Linked DNA regions of Homo sapiens: region 2 is linked to region 1. Evidence: read pairs that join two places in POLR2A ChIA-PET (ENCODE). Cell type or tissue: GM12878. All regions are shown on one strand. Each heading gives the region's core, and the rest is flanking DNA. Links, peaks and the distances in the headings are about the cores only. Region 1 holds the start of LOC124901397 (a long non-coding RNA gene). Region 2 overlaps NCOA7 (nuclear receptor coactivator 7).

The links. ChIA-PET counts read pairs that join two places held together with the same protein. Peaks named below come from ENCODE experiments on the same cell type or tissue, not always from the same donor. Only the 100,000 strongest peaks of a DNase experiment are listed, where the experiment ranks them.
Region 2: POLR2A ChIA-PET joins it to region 1 with 10 read pairs; 8 of 35 experiments call an interaction of 5 or more read pairs at or near these places.

Annotation. Positions count from the first base shown.
Region 1 is chr6:125,915,110-125,923,591 of GRCh38, reverse strand. NCOA7 (nuclear receptor coactivator 7) reads right to left here. Exons shown (of 16, transcript NM_181782.5): 11 at 8,112-8,259; 12 at 2,524-2,649; 13 at 758-910. It overlaps LOC124901397 (a long non-coding RNA gene), which reads left to right and starts at 4,550. Exons shown (of 2, transcript XR_007059741.1): 1 at 4,550-4,751; 2 at 5,061-5,412. RefSeq lists an enhancer at 4,174-5,373. In GM12878, for the core only: no CTCF peak of the experiment used is centred there; a DNase peak (open chromatin) is centred at 4,391; H3K4me3 peaks cover 2,214 bases; H3K27ac peaks cover 2,201 bases.
Region 2 is chr6:125,830,869-125,839,350 of GRCh38, reverse strand. All of the region lies in intron 2 of NCOA7 (nuclear receptor coactivator 7), which reads right to left. Among named protein-coding and RNA genes, the nearest start is that of NCOA7-AS1, 16 kb to the right of the region's middle. In GM12878, for the core only: no CTCF peak of the experiment used is centred there; a DNase peak (open chromatin) is centred at 4,760; H3K27ac peaks cover 905 bases.

The DNA of each region.
Region 1 (8,482 bases), core at 2,181-7,180:
AACACAGGTCAAACTGAAATGAGCAATGAGCAGATGTGAATGATGTCTTCCTTTCATGATGCAAGAGACTGACAGGAAAGTGACCGAAAAAAACCTGGACAGATTCCACTCCCATTCTGAGCTGACTTACGGGAAGAGATAACAGTGCAGGGACAAGGGGTAATAACTAGTTTTCACTAGTTCCTCCAAGAAAGACCAACTGTAACACAGGCAAAAGTACAATCAAGAACGGTACAGTGTATTCTCTGTGGTTTCTTAACAATTGGGCCCCTCAGGCACAACACACTATGGCCTTGACTGACTCTCCATCACATCCAAAATGCAGGCAAGGTTTGTGGGCACTACTTTGGCTACCTGGGAAAGGCACTGGTATGGCACTGGAACTTATTTCTGCAACTGTTTCCAAATCCAGATCTCACTCCACCCCAACTTTCCAGTTTTTAGGCTGTGGGATATCATTATACTTTTCCACTTCATGGTGATAGAAAAAAGCTCCTTAGAATGTGACTGTATTTGGAAGTATGATCCATTTGCATTTTGGAGATGATCCTGAAATATGTAGGGGTGAAATGCCATAATGATTGGGATTTACTTCAAAATATTTCAGCAGAGAAAAAACAAAGATAAAAGACACAGAAGGCAAAATCCTGTTAACTGTGGAATCTGGGTGATGGAAGTATATGGTACTAGTCTCTCTACTGTTGGGAATTTTGAAAAATTATTAAAAAATATTCTTTATGAGAGGGACAGGCCTCACCTGATTATCCATATCTTTGATGACCAATAGGACAGGACTGTCTAGTGATGCCGATTTCCGGTAGAGCGTCTTTAAGCTGGTCCCGTGCTCTAACGTGCTATAGGCCAGTCTCCATGGATACCCTTGCACCCTTGCAGGAAGGCGTCGGGCCAGCTACAAAGCCAAAGGAAGAGATGTAAACAGAAGGTTCACCCACAAATTGCTCACGAACATGTGGCACAAAACAAATGCCTGTTATTCAAACTCAGTATCATACACTCACATAGTGCCCCTCCTTATTCTGGCAAATATTTGCTATTCTAAACCAAGAAAATGATCATTTGACAGTGTTTACCTTGGCAAGGATACTGGCCAGGAGGTGTCTTCCCATTCAGGGACATGACTATGGAGTCCCTATCCTGCTATATATTTGAAGACACAGATCAAGCTGGATAAAGAGGCATAAACTAGACACATGCCCTTCCTTTCCACTTCAACCTGGCTTTTACCAAACAGTTCATATTTTCCCAATTTTTCTTTCTAAACACTCAGAGGCTCAAAACTGCTACTGAGAGCTGCAGCTTTGCACAGAAGTGAGGGCAAAAAAACAGGGACGTTTAGTGTTAGAAGTCAGGTGTCATCTGTTCTTATTGCACCTATATCTTTTACCTGCATCAATATTTAAACTTGGCCATAAATAACCAATAATGTATATCTCTTCAAGAATATTACCAAAGGAGGCCATGAAGTGCTGAGTCTTCAGAGTGCTTAAAATCAGTTTCAGTGTCAGTGTGAATCCCACACTCTATAATTACTTGGTCAAGCTTCTTGGCTGTCTTGGGTCTTTACTGGTTCCTCAGTAAACTAGGGAGCCAAACTTAATGATTATTTAAGGTCTCTAAAATTCATGTCTCTAAGCTGACTGATGAGGGAAATGCCAGGGATTCCTTACTACAGTTCAAACATAAGTGCATTATAATATTTCATGAATTTCAAGTAAACATTCAGAAACTAAAATACACAAAGAAAATCATAGAAAAAGGAAAAATTGTCCTGTAGGTAGGTATTTTTCATAAAGCAAGTAGAGTGCCTTTGCTGTATTACTTTTATTGAGCCCTATACATCAAAGCTATGGGAACTCTGCAATAATTACAAGGATAAATTTGGATCCTTTTTAAAGCATATTAGGACTATGGTAGGACGCTTAAAATTTTTATTTTTTTAAGATTAGAAATGGCTTTTTCTTCAGGTTTGAGAGAAGGATGTTAGTGTCTGACCAACTCCTCATACTACTAAGAAGTCAGCAGGGAATGCGACTTTTCAGAGGCAGAGCAGGGGGCACTGGCCTTAGTGGGCTGCTGGTGTTCCTCCTTCCTCACAAGCCTCATCCTTCAGCCCAAGTGAGAAGGGCAAATGCATTCAGGGATGGGAATTTTTTTTTTTTTTGAGACAGAGTCTCACTCTGTTGCGCAGGCTGGAATGCAGTGGTGCGATCTTGGCTCACTGCAACCTCCACCTCCCAGGCTCAAGCAATTCTCCTGTCTCAGCCTCCTGAGTAGCTGGGATTAGAGGCATGTGCCATCACGCCCGGCCAATTTTTGTATTTTTAGTAGAGATGGGGTTTTGCCATGTTGTCCAGTCTGGTCTCAAACTCCTGACCTCAAGTGATCCGCCTGCCTTGGCCTCCCAAAGTGTGAGGATTACAGGCATGAGCCACTGTACCTGGCCAAGGGAAATATTTCTTAAAGCCTAGGAACCCCCACCCTTGGTGGCCAGGGCGAGCCCACCTGCTCGATGTGCATATTCTCCAGGAGCGCGCTGTGGGGCCGTAGGACAGGCAGCACCTCTTCGTCCTCGTCTTCATAGTAGCTGCATGTGCTCTTCCTGCGCTTTGCCTCTTCAACAGTGATGATCTGAAATGAGAAAACAAGCCAAGAAAAATAACTTATTGGCTTTTCTTCTAACTGCTAATTTAAAAAATCACTCTAGGGACACCCGTGCTTGAAAAGGTGACGCTTCGGCAGCAGGAAATCAACTGAACAGGACTTTGGGGAAATGGCTAATTTTTCAGTTTCAGAACAAATGCACAATTAAAGACAGTACAATCGAGGCAGTTAATATGTATAAATTAAAGTCACAAGTCACAAGGCTAGACGTGGTGGCTCATGCCTGTATGCCCAGCACTTTGGGAGGCCAAGGCAGGAGGAAGATGGCTTGAGCCCAGGAGTTTGAGACTAGCCTGAGCAACATGATGGGACCCCTATCTCCATATAGAAATAAAATAAATAAATAAATAAAGTCACGAGTTTTCCAGTTTTAGTATAGCTGCTGATTGCTCGGTCACTGAGAATAGTATATAACACCAGAAGATTTCTACCTTTGAAATGCCCTAAATGATTCTCTTTTAGCCTTTAGATTTAGGATCTGAATTGTTAAAGGACTAATCGGAGATCATTCAGTAGGTAAGTCTTCTATAAATAGGGAGTTTGCGGTGATGAGGATAGTTTTTAATCAGGTTCCTGATGTTTTCTCTTAAGGTTGTGCACATAGAAACCACTTCTGTTAGAAATAACGAATGATAACAGCTACCAGGAGCATGAGTACAAAGAAGTGTGAAGCTTTAGTCTAAATTACAACTAGGTTACAATTATTTATGTACTGTTCAGAGATGATAAAAATAGTCTCCCCTTCTAAACCTAGAAACATCATATTGTACAAAACATTTATTATTTAACTCTAGCTATGCTTATGAATTACCAAAGTTCATTTTACTCTAAAATCCATTTTTGGCCCTTCTTAAATTATGGATAAATCACTGGATTACTTTCAGATTGAAGAGTGTATATTAGGCTTCTTGGCCTTTTGTGTAAGATCAAGTGAAGGATTATATTAGACAACTAATTCACCAAAATGTACTAGTATTAATGATTTTATATTATAGAGAAAAACATTTAAGTTAAATCCAGTGCAAGTTGTCAGGCAGTAGTGCACTACTCAATTTCCAAAATGCACAATGACAGATACAAAGTACCCGCTGGCGTCTGAGCCAGATTTACAAGTAAGAAAATTAAGCTTACTAATTTTACCATTTTCTGGGGGAGTGTTTCCGTAGTGAAAACACTATCAAGAATCACAAACCAAGCATTTTAAATGAATGAAATAAAACACTCTGTTTTCAGCAAACTCTGTGTTTATCACAAGTATAAAATGAGGCTGTGGAATGAAAAAAAATCAAATATGGATTTCTGGCTCCAATGAGAAGAGGCAACCACACCATAACCCTCTCCGCAATGAATAAAACACCTGCTGGTAGAAATGTCAGCACAATCCTTTCTAATTAGAACGACTTTCAAAAGAAACTCGGAGGTACATCACTGAGAATTCACCAGCACCTTATTAGCCCTCGGGACGCACTCCAACATACCTTCACAAAAGGCTCTTCGTCAGGTCTGGCACAATAGAAAATCTGGATGTCCAAGGGTAATCTTTGGCCTCTCATTGTGAGCAGTGAGAAGTGTGGCTCTCTCTCTAATGAGGAACAAGTTTTCTCTCTACTCTGCTTCCACACCACAGTTACTTGTAGCCACGCTGAGCTACAACTGTTTTCTCAGTATCTAGTTTCCTGCATGATTGAGTTTCTGTTTCCCTCAGGAGAAGTTTCAACATTTCTACAGGAACACACCCAAATTAGGATTTAGAGCAAACACACTTCCTGCCAGGCATCGCTGTGAGACTGTAAAAGGACACTTTCACCTTTGAAACGGTGGTTTCCCAACACTATGATAAAACCCCATTGTTCATTTTTTTTCTTTTCCTTCTTATACTTTTTTTCCTAATCGTCCCTCCAGTGAACCTAGCTTTTCTAGCCCTGCCTTTTCAGAGTTTTTTTTCTTTTTTTTTTCTCCCCCGCCCCCAGCACCTTCTTTAAGGCTAAAGCTCCATTTAAAATGGTACGTGTGATCCCTGGTATAAGCTTGAATCTCAAAGGAAGGATGAAAAGGAGCCTTCGGTGGAGGTAGGCTTCATTACAGTTAGAACAAACGGCATTTCACTTCAATACTATGTCATGTTTGTTGGTGGGAGGGACTTAAAAGAATGGGAAAACATCTGGTTTACATGAGGTTGTGAAAGATGTCATCTTACATGTAGTTTTATAAAACAGTTGGCAGAGTAATACTTATCTTTTTACATTTTGGAATTAGTTTTAATGACTAATAAGCAGGATGAGTCCTCCTCTACACTTCAGATCACATGTCAGGAGGTTAGAAAGAAATACAGATCAGCACTGGATCAATTTTCAGTGATATTTCTGTGATTCTTCCAGATCCGAAGTGGCCTTTCAGTCTTGGGCACAGCTGCGGGGATCAGAGTGTATTGTATTGCTCACACTGGGGGTTATAAAGAAGACTCTAGCAGATACTTAGAGACCAGTCCACGGCCAGCAGAACTGACTCTCAATGCAACAGCCTGAGCACAACCTGGGACAGAATGCCAGCAAGACAACACTCTCCTCTGGGCCCCTGGGACTCCAGGACAGCGGACATTTATTATTTCCTATATGATGGTGGGTGCCAGGTGCTTTGCCAGGCACAGAGACATAAAGCTGCTCACAGTCTCCAGCAGGTGAGGAGACAGTAGAGAAACAATTCTAAATAAATGGGTGCCATTCCATGTGATTGTAAAAGGAAAATAAAATCTTGGGATCACAAACTCACTACAAAAAAAGGGAAAATTAAGCTTTGAAACTGAGCCACACAAACAAAAACCATCTTTCCTTTTGTTTCTAAACAGCTGTCTCCCCAGGTGGTCTCCCTCACCTGGACAATGTAAATTAACAGCTTATTTTCACAAGTCGGAAACAAGAGCAGACTAGAAATTGACCTTACTGCTCACCTCCAGACCAATGCATACTGGACTTCTTCCACGACTCTGTTTACTTCATCTTATGTAAAGTGCAGATTTACTGCGCACAAGGCATACATGATTGAGGGTTCCTCTACCCTCTCCTTTGCACATGCAACATTTGGATTCAGTGCACACTAATCAAAGACTCACAAGAAAGTAACCGTTTGTCTCATTTTTTCTACCCTCCTCTTTTCTCCTTCCTCTCCAGCCCACTTTTCCCCCTTTAAATACTGAAGCCCTCAAAACCCTCTTTGGAAAAAGTGCAGGACACAGATCCTACTGTGGCTTGTGTCTCTTTTTCCCTCCCTAACCAGATGCATCCTCAACCTTAGCAAAATAAACCTCTAAATTGATTGAGATCTGTCTCAGGCATTGTTTTTGGTTTATAGGATACAGATGCCAAAATCTACAGCAGACACTCAAAGGAGGTTGGGGTGACCTGGGGGGTTCTGAGATAGCTTATTCACAGAGGAGATGGTGCTTCAGTTTGAGAGCAAGGATAGGGTGTGAGAAGATGTTCCAGGGACAGGGCACAGCAGGAATGCAGAGATGGATTCTGGGTTCACATTGGCTGGAGAAGAGACAGCAAGGAAAGCAGTGATGAGGAAGGTAGATGAGACAGAAAAGGTAGGAGGAGCAGAGAAAAAGAAGAGCCCTGATGCCACGAAGGAGCTTAAAACTTACCCTACAGGTCAGTGTTTCCAAAACATAACTGTTTGGAAATCATCTGGGAGCTTTGAAAAATACAGATTCTAACATTCCTCCCTCCAGACCTACTGAATTAATGTCTCTAGTAATAAGGATCTAGGATTCAGTTTTTTAAAATTCCCAGGTAGTTATTCTAACAGGTGGGTAAGAATCAGCAGAGTCAATAAGGAGGCCACTGAAGCTTTTAAGCACAGAGTATCCAAGCTTGCTTGTATATTTAAATGACAAGTTATACAGCCCCACAGTCCATATGTAAGATCTTTCAACATGATGAAGGAAACATTGGAAATCATTAAATAGTGCTGGAAAAAAATTGACTATTAAAAATATCATCTACCATACATCAAAAAAGCAACTACAGATTGAGTGAAGAGTTTAAATTAGTATTGCAGGGCCACTTATACATGGACACAGATGAATTCAGAACCATGTATTTGTAATGGCACCATTCTCCCTGGTGGACAGGTTCTCTCCAGCAATGCTTGGCTGCCTAGGAGCAGAAAAGTGTGAGGGTGGGTTCATCCAGGATTGCACGCAGGCTAGATGGGTGCAGTAGATGGGAGAGGGGTGGAGGAACTCAGGAGTCCTGGTAAGGATGTGTTTGAATTCATTTACCATCTGTCTAAGCTGGGAAAGAAGAAATGCTAAGTGGGGTTCAAGAGAGCAGCAGAACAGGAAGGAGGGGTAGACCTATTTTTCCTAGTCTCATCTCCCAATTTCCCAGTGCTGCAAGCTTGTTAAGTATTGAGAGCCTATGTTATCCATCATTGTATTTCCAGGGCCCTCGCCTAAAGAAGTACTTGATACATGCTTGCCTGACTGGATGAAGGGAACTGAGGTCTGGCAAACTACAGCTTGTGTATTAGTCCGTTTTCACACTGCTATAAAGATGCTACCTGAAACTGAGTAATTTACAAACAAAAGAGGTTTAATTGGCTCACAGTTCCACATAGCTGGGGAGGCCTTGGGAAACTTACAATCATGGCAGAAGGCAAAGGAGAGGTAAGCACCTTCTTCACAAGGCGGCAGGAGAGCGAGCGAGCGTAGCGGAAACTGCCACTTTTAAAACCATCAGATCTTGTGAGAACTCCCTCACTATCATGAGAACAGCACGGGGAAACTGTCCCCATGATCCAATCACCTCCCACCAGGTGCCTCCCTTGACATTTGGGGATTATAATTATGATATGATTTGCATGGGGACGTGGAGCCAAACTATATCAGCTTGTCAGCCAAAGCCAGTCTACCACCTGTTTTTGTATGGCACTTAAGCTAAGAAAGATTTCATATTTTTTAAGGGATTCAATAAAAATTAATAACAATATTTTGTGACACATAATAACTATGTGAAATGAAACACAGTCATGCTCATTCATTTACATACTATGGTTGCTTCTGTTCTATAATGGCAGCTATGAGTACCTGCAACAGGAACTGTATGGCCTACAAAGCCAAATATATTTATTATCTTGCCCTTTACAAAAAAAAATTTGCTGAGCTCTGAACTAAGGCATGGAGCTATGAGTAAGAATATAAGTAGATTCATCTAGTGTGGTCAGAATGAACTGTGTGCCTGTGTACATAGCGGTGGTGCTGGTGGTGGTGTTTTTTTTCAAACGGAGGAATAAAGTTATTTTCCTCTGTAATTTCATAGGTGCACAGGGACTCTAGTTTCTTACCAGCCTGTTACATGGAATCTGAATGCGAGACTGCTTACTGTACCTTAGGAACTACGACGGTCTAACCCTGCCCAAGTGCTCACCTCCCAGCTCTTGGTTGTTGGCTCACTGAAGAAGTTGTCAATCATGTTCAGTTCTTCCTTCTCCACCACCACAAAGCCTTGCTCTTTGGCATCTTTTCCATAGACATCGGGAGACCACTGAACAAAGAATGTGTACAAATGATCCACCCTGAAAAACACGTTTGTGACAGATGTTAACACCATGTCCACTTTCTTGGCAGGTGCTAGTGTGGACTTCAGTACATAAACCATCTTTTCCCTGCTTGGCAAATCCATTTTACTAATTTGAAAATTTCCCATTATCAAGGTTATCTCTACTTCCATACTCAAAATTAAGAGCCAACAAATAAAGTAAAAGTCCACAGGCACTGCGAAACTGTTAAAACTGTCTT
Region 2 (8,482 bases), core at 1,952-6,951, 84 kb after region 1:
GAATCAGGAGTTCAAGACCAGCCTAGCCAAAATGGTGAAACCCCATCTCTACTAAAAATACAAAAATTATCCAGGCGTGGTGGCATGCACCTGCAGTCCCAGCTACTTGGGAGGCTGAGGCAGGAGAATTGCTTGAACCCGGGAGGCAGAGGTTGCAGTGAGCTGAGATTGCTCCACTGCACTCTAGCCTGGGTGACAGAGTGATACTCTGTCTCAAAAACAAACAAACAAACAAACAAAAATCACCAAGGGCTAATGATTTAATCAATCATGCATAGGTAATGAACCTCCAAGAAAAACCCTTAAATGTCGAAGTTCTGAAAGTTTCCAGGGTGATGAACACACTATGCGTCTGCGAAGGTGGTGCACCCAGAGAGGGCATGGAAGCTTGTTGGCACCACCCCTGAATCCCCCAACCTACCACCCCTGAGTCCCCCATACCTTGCCCTCTGCCTCTCTTCCATTGGGCTGTTCCTGAGTTATATCCTTTATAATAAACTGGTTAAGTGTAAGAAAAGTGTTTTCCTGAGTCCCCTGCGCAGTTCTAGTGAACTCTCAAACCTGAGGAGGCGGTCATGGGAAACCCCAAATTTGCAGTCAAGGTGGACAAAAGTACAGGTGGTCTGGGGACCTGGGACTTACAACAGAGCTCTTAAATCTGTGGAGTCTGAGGCTAACTCTGAGAAGTTAGTGTCAAAATTGAATGGAATTGTTGGACACTCAACTGGTGTTGGAGAACCAGAGAACACCTCTAGTGAAGGAAATAAAAGCATTTCACTCCAGAATATGCTTCTTTGACATGTTTTGAGATGGCTGTTCAGAGGGCTTGCAAACAGAAGTACCCCTGCAAAGCTGTCTTTCATGGGGGAGTTTTGCATCAATCCAGCCAGGTCTTCCCTTGTCCTGATCTAGGAAAGATTTAACTGAGAGTCGGACACCTTTAAAGATCTGAAAGAAGCATTTACCACCTATCCTCTCTGATGGCTGCCACCTATCAGGTTTCATCTGTATAACAAGACTACCTTCACAAGCCAGGCCTCCTCCTCTTCTTTCCTTCCCCATAATCTATCTTGCCACTGTAATCTTGATTTTTGGCCATGCCCTGAGCCCCATTCTTTCCGTGACCTCAAGATGGTATAGAAGCTTCTGCACCCCATTGTAGGCTTGGGTAAACACTTCATGGTCTCCCAAACACTTGGGTTCTCCTCATGAATGTTAAAAAAAAATTGTATGCTTCTCTCTTATTAATCTGCCTTTTATGAGTTCATTTTTCAGTGAAGCTTCAGAGGGTGAAGGGGAAGTTTTTCCTTAGCCCCTAGAGAGTTAAGGACTAGGAAGGGCTTTGTTATCAAAGGGACTGGCGTGTGCTCTACTCATTAAGAGGAAGAAATATGGGAAGGAGTCCCTTTTTAACACCGACCATGAAGTAGTTCTGCATCAGTCATACAACTAAGAGCAGCATGCAATTTACTGTCCCATTTTTCATGCCAATTTATATGTTCCCTGGTCTGGACTTTCCATTTTTAAATAGTATATCGTAATTTCTTTAATAAGTGCAATGATGAGAAAATATAATAGCATATGGATGATCTCAGCCTCCTTCCTCATGCTGCCTCCTAAGGGAACTCTGGGTTTGTTTCCTTTTCCTGGTTCTGAGCTTATGAACACAGGTGTGGGAAATGAATTAGGGGGAGAAGTGGAAAAAGAAATATAGTGAGAGAAGAAATAGAAGAAAATAAACCTAAAAGGAAAGAAGGGGAAAAGGTAAGGACATGAGGAGATACACTGACTGGATATGGGAAGGGTTTCAAAAAGGAGAAAGAGTTTGGGGAAGTAGCTGAGAGACATGTAAAAGGTCAGAGAGATGGAGAAAGAGGATTTTAAAGTTTTATCAAATATATGGCATTTATTACCCCCTTGGATGTTTTCTGAAAGGTGAAGTAAATATTTATTTTCAATTATTTTCTCTGATATACTTATTTCTTTGAATGTGACTTAATCCTGGGACTGGACCAAGGCATGGCTGGTTATACACAGGTGACACACGTGTACTTTTCTGAAGATGCCTTAAAGGTGGAGCATGTATGAATGAATGAATGAATGAATGAGAAACAAACTTCAATCCGGGAAAGATGAAGCAGGCTAATTATAAGTTATCTATGTCAAATTTCATAAATTGATATAAACCTTGAATCAGACCATGTTACATAGACTTTTAGGCTAATTTCTCAAGCAAAGTCGCTTTACACACATACAATGAGAGAAATCAAACTTCACTCAACATTTATCTAATTTAAAGAATAATGTAAGGTATTTTGTGAGGAGATAACTACCCCAAGACCTAACAATTCCCCACTGCTTGAACACTTTGCCCCAAATGGAGAGCTGGAATTTCCTATCATAAATGTTTCTTCATACTTAATATGTCACCTGGCACACACAGGTGCAACCAACTTCCTAATATGAAATTAACTAAGTTATCAAGCACCCTCTCCAGTAGCAGACTTTACCAAGAAAGTTTTGCTTTGATTTTACTACGTGTTCTTTTTTATTTTTTAGTAGTTGTTGATAAAAGGCAAGGTAATTTCTCATAGATGTGTACTTGTTTATGTGGTTTTAAATGTTCTGCTCCCAGGCATTCCTTTTAATTTCAATACAGTTTCTAAAACTCTCTTGAACATTTGTAATGTTGGAATAATAGTCATCCAAATTTCCTGTGGATTTCCATACTCCTGCATTAAGCCATAAGAAAACTCAGCTGGACTTTATTTTGGCTGAGTTAAAGGCGGTTTTGAAGAAAACCAAAATGGAATGATAACAATATTTTATCAGATGGGGGAAAATAAATATGTTTTTAACTATTACTGAGACTCTGCAGGGAGTATATCAGCTACAGTTCAAACAAAAGCCAAATCAGGGAAAATTTCATTGCTGTTTGTATGGATTAGACCAAAGAATCTTCAATCTTTAATCATCTACATCAAAGGGTCCCTTAAAAAGAGGGGCTCAATATTTTAACGCATGTATACATTACAACTTCACAATGGCATCAGCAAAAATGAAAATTCATATTTACCAACCATTATGTCCCTGGCATGACAACTATACATTTTTTAAAGTGCTCTTTATTCATAAATTAATTTTTCTATATTCAGATACTGTTTTAGTGGAGTTGTGGTATTAAACACTAAATTGAGTTTTCTGAATTCTACATAAAGCTGTCACAATATTAAAAATTCTAAAACAGTTTAAGATGAAAATATAATTACCTAAACTAATGAAAGAATTTGTACCTTTTCCATTTTGTTTCCAAGAAGCGTAAATCATAGAATCTCAAGTAGGAAAGTTCTTTAAAGGTTATCTTGTCAAATCATCCATTCAATGATGGAATTAACTATGATATTTACAGTGACATGTACAGTGTCTAAAAACTCACTGAGACTCAAAGCATGTCATTCTCCTTTTTAAAAGCTTTAAATCCAGTGCCTAGTACAGTGCCTGACATACTACAGAAAACTGCAGTAGATTTCAATGGCCTCCCTACAATCTATTCCTTATTCTGTAATACCAGATCTGGGTAGGACTCATCCTAGCTCCAGGAAGGACATCTTTATGTGGGCCTGTCCAATCAAAGCACTGAGTCTCTGCCTCTGCCAGTGGCAGCCACTACTCCAAAACCTAGCACCGGCTCTAAGTTGGTCCAATCCCTGTGAGTCTCAGGACTTGTGAGACCTAATAGCAAGCATTTGCTTTGCCTGCTGTTGCATAATAGAGATTCTGACTTAGCAGCATTTATCAAGTAAAGCCTGAAAAAGGAAGCTAAAAGAAAGGAAGGATTTAGATACAGACAAACTGAGTCATAATGACATTATTTGAGTCCCAAATCCAGGCATTCCTGATGTCAAATCTTATCTGGGACTTTTTACTTATGTGAACCAGAAACTCCATATTCCTTTTTTTTTTTCTCCTAAGGTAGTCTGATCTGTTTTCTGTTACTTGACCTAGAAAGGGGAAAGAGCTTCCTGACTATTACAGGAATTTGCGTAAGTAAGGTTGCTCCATGCCAACAACACAAAAATGTGGATTGGCTGAGCTGGGTTTGGATGATACTTGGAAACTTAGCAGTCTTTATCACATGAAAATAACATGGATAGCTGTTGTATCTTAAGATTAGATTGTGTGCCTATCAAGGCTGCATTATTGGGGAACTCAGGAAATTTTAAAGATTCTGGAATAAGTGTTCTACCTCTTTTAGCCTGAGAAAAGAAAAGAACTTTTATCTGGGAAATATACATCCTTTTAAATTATCAGGCTGCAGAGACACTAAAATGAGACTGCAATCACATCTTACTTCCCGCTGGAGCTATGTATTCATCTCCAGAACCAGCCTGCTATTGCCACAAGCAGCTATAAATTAATCTAATAATGCCACACCAGACACTATAACTTAATGCATAGCCAATCACTAATCAATGCTATTTCTGTAAGCCAACAAGAATTCCTGGCACATCACTTTGTATCAGCCCACTTCCTATCTCTTTTTTGCCTTTAAAAATCAACTTGTAACTGCTGCTAATCAGAGTGTATATTCAGGGCATCTTCAATCTATGCTCCTGGGCTACAATCCTCAAGTTTGGCTCAAATCAACTCTACCTGCATTAATTTTGCCTCAGCTTCTTCCTTTTAGGTCAGCAAGACTTCAGTGAGGTCTTAAAAGAAACACGCAAGCTTGAGATATCATTGGTCTGCTAAAGTAGAGTGAGATGAAAGCACAACTCTGCTAAGAGAAAACCTCTGTCTGTGGCTTGCAGCAGCTGAGAGTCTGGTGACCCTGGTTAAATAACAACCTCTTAAGACCTCAGTAGCTCACCTCTACCAAGAAGTTAGCTTAGGTTGTTTTTAAGATATTTTCCATCCCTAAATGTCTATAACAATAAACAACTAAGTAAATAAATGAATCTAGATCATATGGGGATTATCTGATGAACAAAAATCTTCCGTTTTTTTAATCAAACTTTAAAGAATTTTCTTTTACCTACAAGGGATTAATTATACTATGTTCACATGTATTTAATAAGTATTATTTACATTTTAAAGTCACTTTAGTTTTCTCTAGTGATGATTTCAGACACACAAATAATTGTATCATGAGAACTTTTTATGGTTAAAACCAAATATTTGTTTTTATTAAAACAAAAACAAAAATAAGCTGCCCACATATTTCTGTTAATACTCTTCCACTGTGTATGAAAGTACATCTTATTTTTAAAGATCATTTTGTCACGTCTTAATAATCCTACCGACCAAATGTTTTTGCAAGCATTACGATTTTAAAAAAATAATAAAAGCTTTGCAGTTTAACATGACAATTTTTTTAAATTCTATTATTATTTCTCAGAGGAAACAACACTGTAGAATCAACAAAAAGGAAGGAAGAGACAAAGGGAAGAAGGGCCTTACTTAAGCTAGTGTTAACTTTATAATTTCTCTGCAGTTAGAAGTTAGGGGCAAAACTGAGTTTTGGGGGAGTGAGAGGAGGTCAGGGATATGTCTTAAAGCTGCACCAGCTAAGCAACCTGACTCCTTTTATTAGAACTGCATGTTTATTTGGGGTGGCCTGTGGAACGTGCTGATGGCAATGGCACAGGTGAATGGAGAGAGAAGCCACAGCCCCCAAAGCACCCCTTGCCACCACCCTGATTGAAACAAGACATCAGCCTCATTTATTCCCTCCCCCTGTCCCTCCCCCTCCCCCCCTCCCTTTCCTTTCCTTTTCTTTTGACAGAATCTTGCTCTGTTGCCTAGACTGGAGTGCAGTGGTGTGATCTCAGCTCACTGCAACTTCTGCCTCCCAATTCTCCTGCCTCAGCTTCCCGAGTAGCTGGGATTACAGGAGCCTGTCACACCTCGCTAATTTTTGTATTTTTAGTACAGACAGGGTTTCACCATGAGGCCAGGCTGGTCTCAAACTCCTGACTTCAAGTAATGCACCTACCTCAGCCTCCCATAGTCCTGGGATTACAGGTGTGAGCCACCAAGCCCGGCCAGCCCCATTATTTCCAAGAGTTTTAGCTGTCTGCCTACTCAACTGTTTTATGTTTGATCTTCATAATAAGCAAATTTATCTGTCCTGGTTTCCACTTTTTTCTTAATTTCTCATTTTCTCTTTAATGAGGTTAAACTATGCAAATCACTTACAATTTATGACTTCAAATTCACAAATTTCTAGTGCCAATAGTTTCACTCTGCGGCAACACAAACTGGAGCAGAAGTTTTATTTTGAAGATATGTTTCATTAAGCATGATTTCTGGAAGTTGAAAAATAACTTACATAATATGCAAGAAAGAAAACTATTCTGAAGTTCCAGAGAGAAACTGAAACGATTTGGTGGGCAGAACACATGGCAGGGGAGAAAGGAGGTCTGGAGACCATGCCATGCTGTGACACAACAGTGTGGCGATGTCCCACAGACCTGAAATCTGGAGCAGCCGAGGCTGCAGAAAATAACAAGGTGGCTGAGAGATCCAGCGGTTCCTCCTGTGTCCTGCCAAAGAACATCCACTTTGTAGCAGCACTTCCCCAGGAGCTAAGCTTGGTGCTGAGTTTCACTGTAACTGGCTGTGAATTCTGAACAGCCCACCAGCCAAAGCTGATATAAAACTGTGATCTTTGAGCATCCTTGGTATGCTAGGCCCTTAAGGGCCCTAAGTGAAGGCTCTTCACTGCCCCATGACAAATGGGACTAGTTAAAACCAATCATTTGTGGCCTTATGGACTCATTTCCTCTATCCAGGCTGCAAACTTCATTTCCCCTATCCAGGGTACAAACTTCAATCTCTAAGTAGCATTACCAATGAACATGTGTGTGTCCTCTTGCCTGGCAAATAATAAAATAATTTACTGCTTGTTTTGTTCATCCCTTAAGTAGTTAAAAGAGAGTAAAGTATTTGGGGGCTCCCTAGCAGGGGGATAAAAGCAACCAAAATTTGACCTGGGTAGGGTTAGGCAGGTTTAGCGCACAAAATGTCAAAGTGGCAGAGAGCCTCCTAAAAATTATTATAGCCATCACTCAAGAGGAAATTGTCCAGACACATGATCAAGAGATTGACTGTCATGGAAGAAACCTGAAATGATTCCCTAGTGCCTTTGAAATTATTGGTAGAAATTTTGTAGATTTGGATTAATTATTTTTTTTTATTTTTAGGTGAAGATTTTAACTGTCAATCAAAAGGGAGATACGGAAGAAGTATAGAGCAGATAACACTGTGAAAGAATTGACGCAAACAAGCCCAGTGTGGCGGCTCATGTCTGTAATATGTTCTTCCGAAACAAATTCTGTCAACTCCATCACAAATGAGTCTGTGGAAGAACCAATGCTGAAAGCATCTCAGTAAACAAATATGGCCCAATAAACTCAAGTTTCTAATGGGCAGGCATATAGGGGATGGCGAGAAGGCACATAATAGAGCTCAAACGAAAGCAAAAAGCAAATGACAGAAGTCTATAGGAACAGGCATAGAAAGTGAAAGCTCAGCATATGCAGAAGTTTGTAAACAATGCAAAGGAAAACTAACGAGAAAATTATAGGGATGTTGAGAGGCTGAAGAGGCAAGAAGCAATAGGCCCACTGGGTGAAGTTAAGCTGTAAGAGAGAGAAAACAGGTCTAGTCCAATCCTATTTTTAGCTTTAGCAAAGAGAATAGGCAAAAAATTAAAAAGGATGACATATCCATGGCTAAGAAGAAAGTGAAATCCAGGATGAAGTCTCTAGTCCTGTCAAAGCAACCCTCTGAGTTGCAGTACCATTACCAGTAATCTCAAAAGAATCACTGAGAAAGAAAATTGGAAGTAGGAAAAAAAAAAAACAAACAAACCTGGTTTTCAAAAGAAATAAAAAATTTGGAAATGACACACCGAGTAGCTTGATATCAACTGTCAGAAAAATAAACTGATAGCTCATTAATCATTTGTGATTACCTGAAGATAAATTATTGACTTCTAGGAACCACTATAGGTACACTAAAATGAGTGACTCTAAATGAACATAATTATCTTTTTTGGTTGGGCTAGATTTGGCATATTGATGGGCCAGTCACAGGAGGTAGTATAGAAAGATTTCACTAAGGCCCCTGAAAATGTCACTACTTTTCTTAAGGTAAGATGGAAACAGCTGGACTAGAGAATTCGGTTAACTTAGAGGAAACTGATTTATAGCAAACTGAAATACTTAACGATAACTATTTCATGTACTGACAGTACTAATATGCCATAATGCATAAAGCTTTCCAATTCAGCCTTTTAATCAACTACTTGGATAAGAACATAACACATGCTATTCAAGTTGCATATCTGACGCAATCTAGGGAGGGCAGAAAATATGTTCAATGTTAAAAATCAGGCTTCAAAATTCCTGGAAAATAGAATAATAGACAGAAAACAAACAAGACAAAATTCCAATTCAGATGGAAAAACACTTTTCCC